2 separate regions of the Homo sapiens genome follow, and region 2 is linked to region 1. The links are chromatin loops, found by intact Hi-C in ENCODE. Cell type or tissue: PC-9. All regions are shown on one strand. Links, peaks and the distances in the headings refer to the core of each region. The heading gives the core; the rest is flanking DNA. Region 1 overlaps PITPNM3 (PITPNM family member 3). Region 2 overlaps PITPNM3 (PITPNM family member 3).

Evidence for each region. Peaks named below come from ENCODE experiments on the same cell type or tissue, not always from the same donor. Only the 100,000 strongest peaks of a DNase experiment are listed, where the experiment ranks them.
Region 2: a loop joins it to region 1, with 5 times the contacts of the local background. A loop is called at or near these places in 12 of 110 quality-filtered maps.

What each region holds. Positions count from the first base shown.
Region 1 is chr17:6,550,517-6,553,419 of GRCh38, forward strand. All of the region lies in intron 1 of PITPNM3 (PITPNM family member 3), which reads right to left. Among named protein-coding and RNA genes, the nearest start is that of PITPNM3, 4.6 kb to the right of the region's middle. In PC-9, for the core only: no CTCF peak of the experiment used is centred there; DNase peaks (open chromatin) are centred at 1,045, 1,535 and 1,965; H3K4me3 peaks cover 1,006 bases; H3K27ac peaks cover 1,915 bases.
Region 2 is chr17:6,492,795-6,495,697 of GRCh38, forward strand. The region is part of intron 4 of PITPNM3 (PITPNM family member 3); the gene reads right to left. Among named protein-coding and RNA genes, the nearest start is that of PIMREG, 50 kb to the left of the region's middle. RefSeq lists an enhancer at 137-638. In PC-9, for the core only: no CTCF peak of the experiment used is centred there; a DNase peak (open chromatin) is centred at 1,667.

The DNA.
Region 1 (2,903 bases), core at 248-2,747:
CACTCTGTCCTTGAAAGGGGAAAGGATGCCGGATCTCAAAGAGGGACCCTTGACTGAAAGGGTCTGGTCTCTGTCTCCCAACCTGCTTAACAGGTAGAACAGGAGAACCAGGCCACCTCCAGCCATGAAGTCTCATAACATATGAAGATGTATGTGAGAAAACATCACAGCTTCTGGCCAATCTGACCCAGACATGGCCCAGGCAAGTGGCTGGGGCAGGGACACTGTCCAGCCATGTCCTCGTATTCTGTGTCCTGCCACACTGGACTTCCAAACACAGGTCAAGTCACAGAGGCCTCAAATGGGGGATAAGGGGTTCCAGGCCCAGGGTCACAGGCTTGAGGTGGAACCTCTCTGTTTGAGCTGCACCATCCTTGGCTCAAACAAGGACACCACAGCCAGAACTGAGCGGCAACAAACGTCTCAGGCTGGGACCTGCCAGGTCTGCTGCTGGGATAGGTGATTTCACAGAGGTCGGCGTATTTGCATAGGAACGTGAGGCCATCCAAGTTCCAGCACACCCCAGACTGCGGGAAAGCTTTTGAAAAGCCTGGAGTCTGGCCAGGCACGGTGGCTCACACCTGTAATCCCAGCACTTTGGGAGGCCAAGGCAGGCGGATCACGAGGTCAGGAGATTGAGACCATCCTGGCTAACACGGTGAAACCCCGTGTCTACTAAAAATACAAAAAATTAGCCGGGCATGGTGGCAGTCACCTGTAGTCCCAGCTACTCAGGAGGCTGAGGCGGGAGAATGGCGTGAACCCGGGAGGTGGAGCTTGCCGTGAGCTGAGCTGAGATCGCGCCACTGCACTCCAGCTTCGGCGACAGAGCGAGACTCCATCTCAAAAAAAAAAAAGAAAAGCCTGGAGTCTGGACACTGGTGTCTGATTTGACCATATTTGACCATAACCTTCCCATTGGGGACCAAAGAAAGTGAGTTTACCATCTCCTTGCAGGATGCAATGCCCGTCCCAAGATACACAGTAGAGTAATCGGTGCCCTAGGGCTGGGAGTTTCTCAGAGTCATGCCTCAAATCCTCTGGCACCTCCCCAAAGATTTAAGAATCCCAGCGTTGTCCAGGTATGATGGCTCATGCCTGTAATTCCAGTACTTTGGGAAGCCAAAGCAGGAAGGATTACTTGAGGCCCAGAGTTTGAGACCAGCCTGGGCAACGTAATGAGACCCCCATCGTTATGAAAAAAAAAGTATTAAAAAAATTTTTTTTTTTTTAATCTGCGCTAGTCCCCTTTCCAAGCTTCCAGATGTTTCCTCCTCTGAGTGATCCAGCCACTAGTCACTGCCCCTGGGAGCCACAGAGTAAGGGGCCCAGGAGAAGTCTCGCTTTGGGAGGATGTGAGAGCACACGCCCCACTCCAGGAGGACCCCAAAGGAGGCTGACTCAGCAGAGCAAGGTCCAAACTCTGGAAACCCAGGCTCTGCCGTCACCTTCTTCTGTGACGTTGGCCAAATACCTACCTCTCACGGGCCCTCAGCGACCCATTGTTAACGAGGACTTGGAACATGAGTATCGAAATGTTCCCTCCCATCCTAACACCGTAGGATCAGTACTTTACTGACTCAAATTACTAGGTTTGCCACATGGAAGCCTGCCAGCTACACCCCTCAGAGCAGAGGCTAACACCTGAGAGGAGAATAAACTGGTTCCTCCAGCCTGGGAGGCCCAACCCTGTGGCCTCGGCTCTGTCTCTGCAGATATTCCTGCCCCAGCCTGAGAGGTGCCAAGACCCTCTAGGCTGTTCACTCTGCTCCTGCCTAACCTGGGGACCTGGCCCCCACCCCCTACCCTCATTCTCTCAGTGGGAGAGAGGGGCAGCCTGTTGGGGTGCAGAGGGAGGGGCACAGGGAGGTAGACAGGAAGGGAGGGGCAGTGTGGCTGGCAGGAGTCAGAATCAACCCTTCCCAACAAAGGCAGCTCCACCAGGCTGGCCTCTCTCCAGCTTCCCAGGAGCCCTGGCGTCCCAGCCAGAGGGATCTGTCGAAACACAGTGCCAAGTCTTACCCCGGCACTCCTGTCTTCATGCTCTTTGGAGTTCCTTTTAGCCCTCTGCATTCTTCCGCTCCAGCCAGGTTTCTTTACTTTTGGGCACTTCCTACCCACCTTCCACCCCTACCCATAGCAGTCCTCCCACACTTACACATGTGCCTCTTCCTTTCCATCCTCCTAGCCTTTGTTCAAGCCACTACCCCCACCTGGAAGCCGGCCCCTGGCCACCTTTCTTTTTCTTTTTTTTTTTTTTTTTTTTTTGAGACGGAGTCTCGCTCTGTAGCCCAGGCTGGAGTGCAACGGCACGATCTCGGCTCACTGCAAGCTCTGACTCCTGGGTTCATGCCATTCTCTCGCCTCAGCCTCTCAAGAAGCTGGGACTACAGGCGCCCACCATCACGCCTGGCTAATTTTGTTTTTGTATTTTTAGTAGAGACGGGGTTTCACCGTGTTAGCCAGGATGGTCTCGATCTCCTGACCTCGTGATCTGCCCGCCTCGGCGTCCCAAAGTGCTGGGATTACAGGCACGAACCACCGCACCGAGCCCCTGGCCACCTTTCTATACAAACTGTGCCAGCCTTTAGGGCCCATCTCCCAGAGAAACCCAGCCTTCACTGTCTGTCTCAAGCCACTCACTGGCCTCTCTGCTCCGTGGGGAGCTCTGTACTGTAAATTGTCCCTCCTACTCAGAGCTTCTGAATCCTCCCCACCCCTGCCCCCACCTCCCTGTTGCTGGTTAGACTGGGGCCACCATAAATGATGCCTTTCTGTGTAACTGAAATCTCCCCTAGAGATTGAGAACTGGTAATAACCCATCTGGATTCACCTTCTGAAGATCTATCTCATCCTCTCTGGGCCCCGATAACAATTTCTCTTGTACCTGGATTCTCCTGGCA
Region 2 (2,903 bases), core at 306-2,805, 58 kb before region 1:
TGCAGTGAACAGAGATCCTGCTGTTGCACTCCATCCTGGGCAATAAGAGTGAAACCCTATCTCAAAAAATAAAATAATAAAATAAAATAAAAATAAAGTAAGCCTTCCAAGGACTTAAAAAAAAAAAACAATGAACTCAATACCACTTGCCTATTCCCACCCTATTGGTTATTGCCCAAACTTGTGTCAAGGCTGAAAACACCAAGACCAATCAGACACAGCATCTGCCTTCAAAGATCTCTCAAGCCCCTGGGATCACATGACCAAGAGTAGGTCATGTGACCAAGGTCGGGTCAATGACAAAGACCTAGGTCATGTGCCCAAGATCAGTCACATGACCAAAGGCTACAAACAGCTTGAGTCAGGGTAGTGGGGCTGCCACAGTTACTTCTCAACCTCTAAGGCTGCACAAACCAGAGATCTCAGTTCAAAATGAGAGGGAGACATCCCTGCCCTGCCCCTGCAGCTCAGGCCCTGCTGAGGGTATGTCTGATGCCCAATAACAGAGCAGGAAAGCTATAGAAAGGGGCTCAGGAGGTTGAGAGACCCAGCCTGGAGAAGAGCAGCAGCTGCCTGCAAATCTATGCTGAGCCTCGTGTGGGTCAAGGGAGCAGAGGGCAAAGCCAGGACAAATAAGGGTTGGGGTGGTTTCTGGAGAGCCATTCCAAGTTTTAGCACAACCTAGGAAATGTTTACAACAGTTCAAGAGTGACCTGTGCTGACCTGCAAGCAGGCTGTTCTCCTTCACTGAGGTTAGACAAGCAAGTTATATAAGTGACCACGTAGCAGGGTGCTGGGGAGGGAAGTTTCATCCAGAGTCTGGGGGAGCTGGTGGCTGAGGTCCCTCCATGACTCCTTAACGCTTTCAGGGTCAGAATCTAATCACGTCCACCTGGATTCATCTGACTAACCAGGCTAAGGTGATGTGTTCAAACCTTCAACGGCCCAGTGAGCCTTTCACAGAGACACTACCCCAGACCAGGGCCTGGCCCTTGCGAGGGCCTATGCCCTAAACCCTGCCCCTTGAGAACATGTTGTTAGATACCCCAAGTGAACACGGGGTTAGTTCGGAGGAACAGTTCTCATGGGGGATCCCAGTTCAGATCAGAGGTGCCATCCTGAATCGGGCCCAGTGAAATTTCCAGGTATACAACCATGAGAAAACTCTGCCACCACGACACAGGGATGCTAGAGGGACATGAAATCCCAAACCCTGGTGTTCCCCTACAGACTCCTTTGCAACAAACACAGCCCTAAGACTGGTCCTGAGTTTCTAGTCCTCATCCGGTGTCTCAGGCAATCTTCACATTCATCCTGTGAGGTCAGGAGTACTCTCCCCATCTTAAAGATGAGAAAACCAAGGATTGGAAAGGTAAAGTGATTTCTCTCAAGATGTAAGTGGAGGGCTGGGTACTTGAACCCAGGTCACCAGGTCAGGGCTCTTCATCGTCCTGAAGGAGGGGAGTAAGAAAGGAATGGTCTCTTTGCTCTTACTAATCCCTTCACGCCACAGCCCTGCCTCCTCAGGGAGACTCTTGGCAGGGAAGAAAGAGTGGGAAGAGGCTACTCATAGCAGGAACTTCTTAGGCTGTTAGCCTGACCCCCTAATGATCCCCTGTCAAGTCCACCCTGGCCCTGCCTGGAACAGCACATACACAAAGGAATGCAGTGGCACACTCCAGCCCATGCGCACCTGCACAGTAACCCCTGCCAAGTGTGTGCGGCATCCAGCACAGGGCCTAGGAATGGCTCTCACACATAGGAAAAAGGTGCTCAACCTTAGAACCCTAAACTAGAGGAAGGCTCATTGAAATTACCCTAAGACAACTTTTTTTTTTCCACCTGTCAGACTGGCAGTTGTGACACACTATGGGCCAGGGTGTGGAAAAACGATCTCTTCATTCATTGCTGGTGAGAGTAAACATCAGTATAGCCTCTGTGAAGGGCCATTTGGCAATGTCATTCAACATGCAAAATGCCTTTGACCCAGCAATTCCAAGCCCATGTGCAAAAGGACATATGTACAGTGCTAACCATTGCCACATTGCTTTTACAACAGCAAAAGACAGGAAGCACCTATATGTCCACCAGTAGGGGACAGATTAAATAAATTGGACCACAGTGAAATTGCACATGCCCATTGCAAAAAACAACTCACCTCTAAGCATACTGAGCTAAGGAGACAATCATGATCTAGTATCAACATCTGAGAAAAGCAAGGTGCACAAAGAAAGGAACTGTGTGCTCCCATCTGTGTGAGGGTATAGATATAAAAATATATATAAATGCATATTTATGGATAGACTCTTGTATGCAGAGATTATCTCTGAAATGGAATCTAAGAAGCCAGTTATAATCTTTTCTTCTAGGGAGAATTGTGTGCGCTGGAAGACAGGAGAGGGAGGCATTTTATACCATGTATATGTGCTACCTACTCAAAAGACAGATTAAAAATAAGAATTTTTCTAAGTGCATGTAGCAGGGTGGTTTTTTTTTAGATACCAATTTATATCTTCTCCCAGCTCTGGCTCCTTTGCCTCTGGGAAGGTTTGTGGCAGAGCTTCCTGGCTTTTGTTTCCAAAAGCTCTTTTGTTCCCAAGAGGAAAGGATTTGGAGACAGAGAATGCTTCAGGGTGAAAAGAGATCCTCACACCCTGGCCCTGGGTGGAGGAGAGAGTCTTCTATACGGGTCCCTTCGCAACTCCAGGAAGATGGAGAACAACATAAGAAGACCTGGCCATCCCATGCTCCAGAGAGCGTGAACCCTTGCAGCCAGGAGCTGCAAGCCCAGGACAAAAGGGACCACCAGGCTGGGTTCTGGGGTCCTCGTGCTCACCGCTGTGGACGAAGGACCCCTTGCACATGTGTGCATGCTGCAGGCACCCTTCCCCCACCAGAGTGCT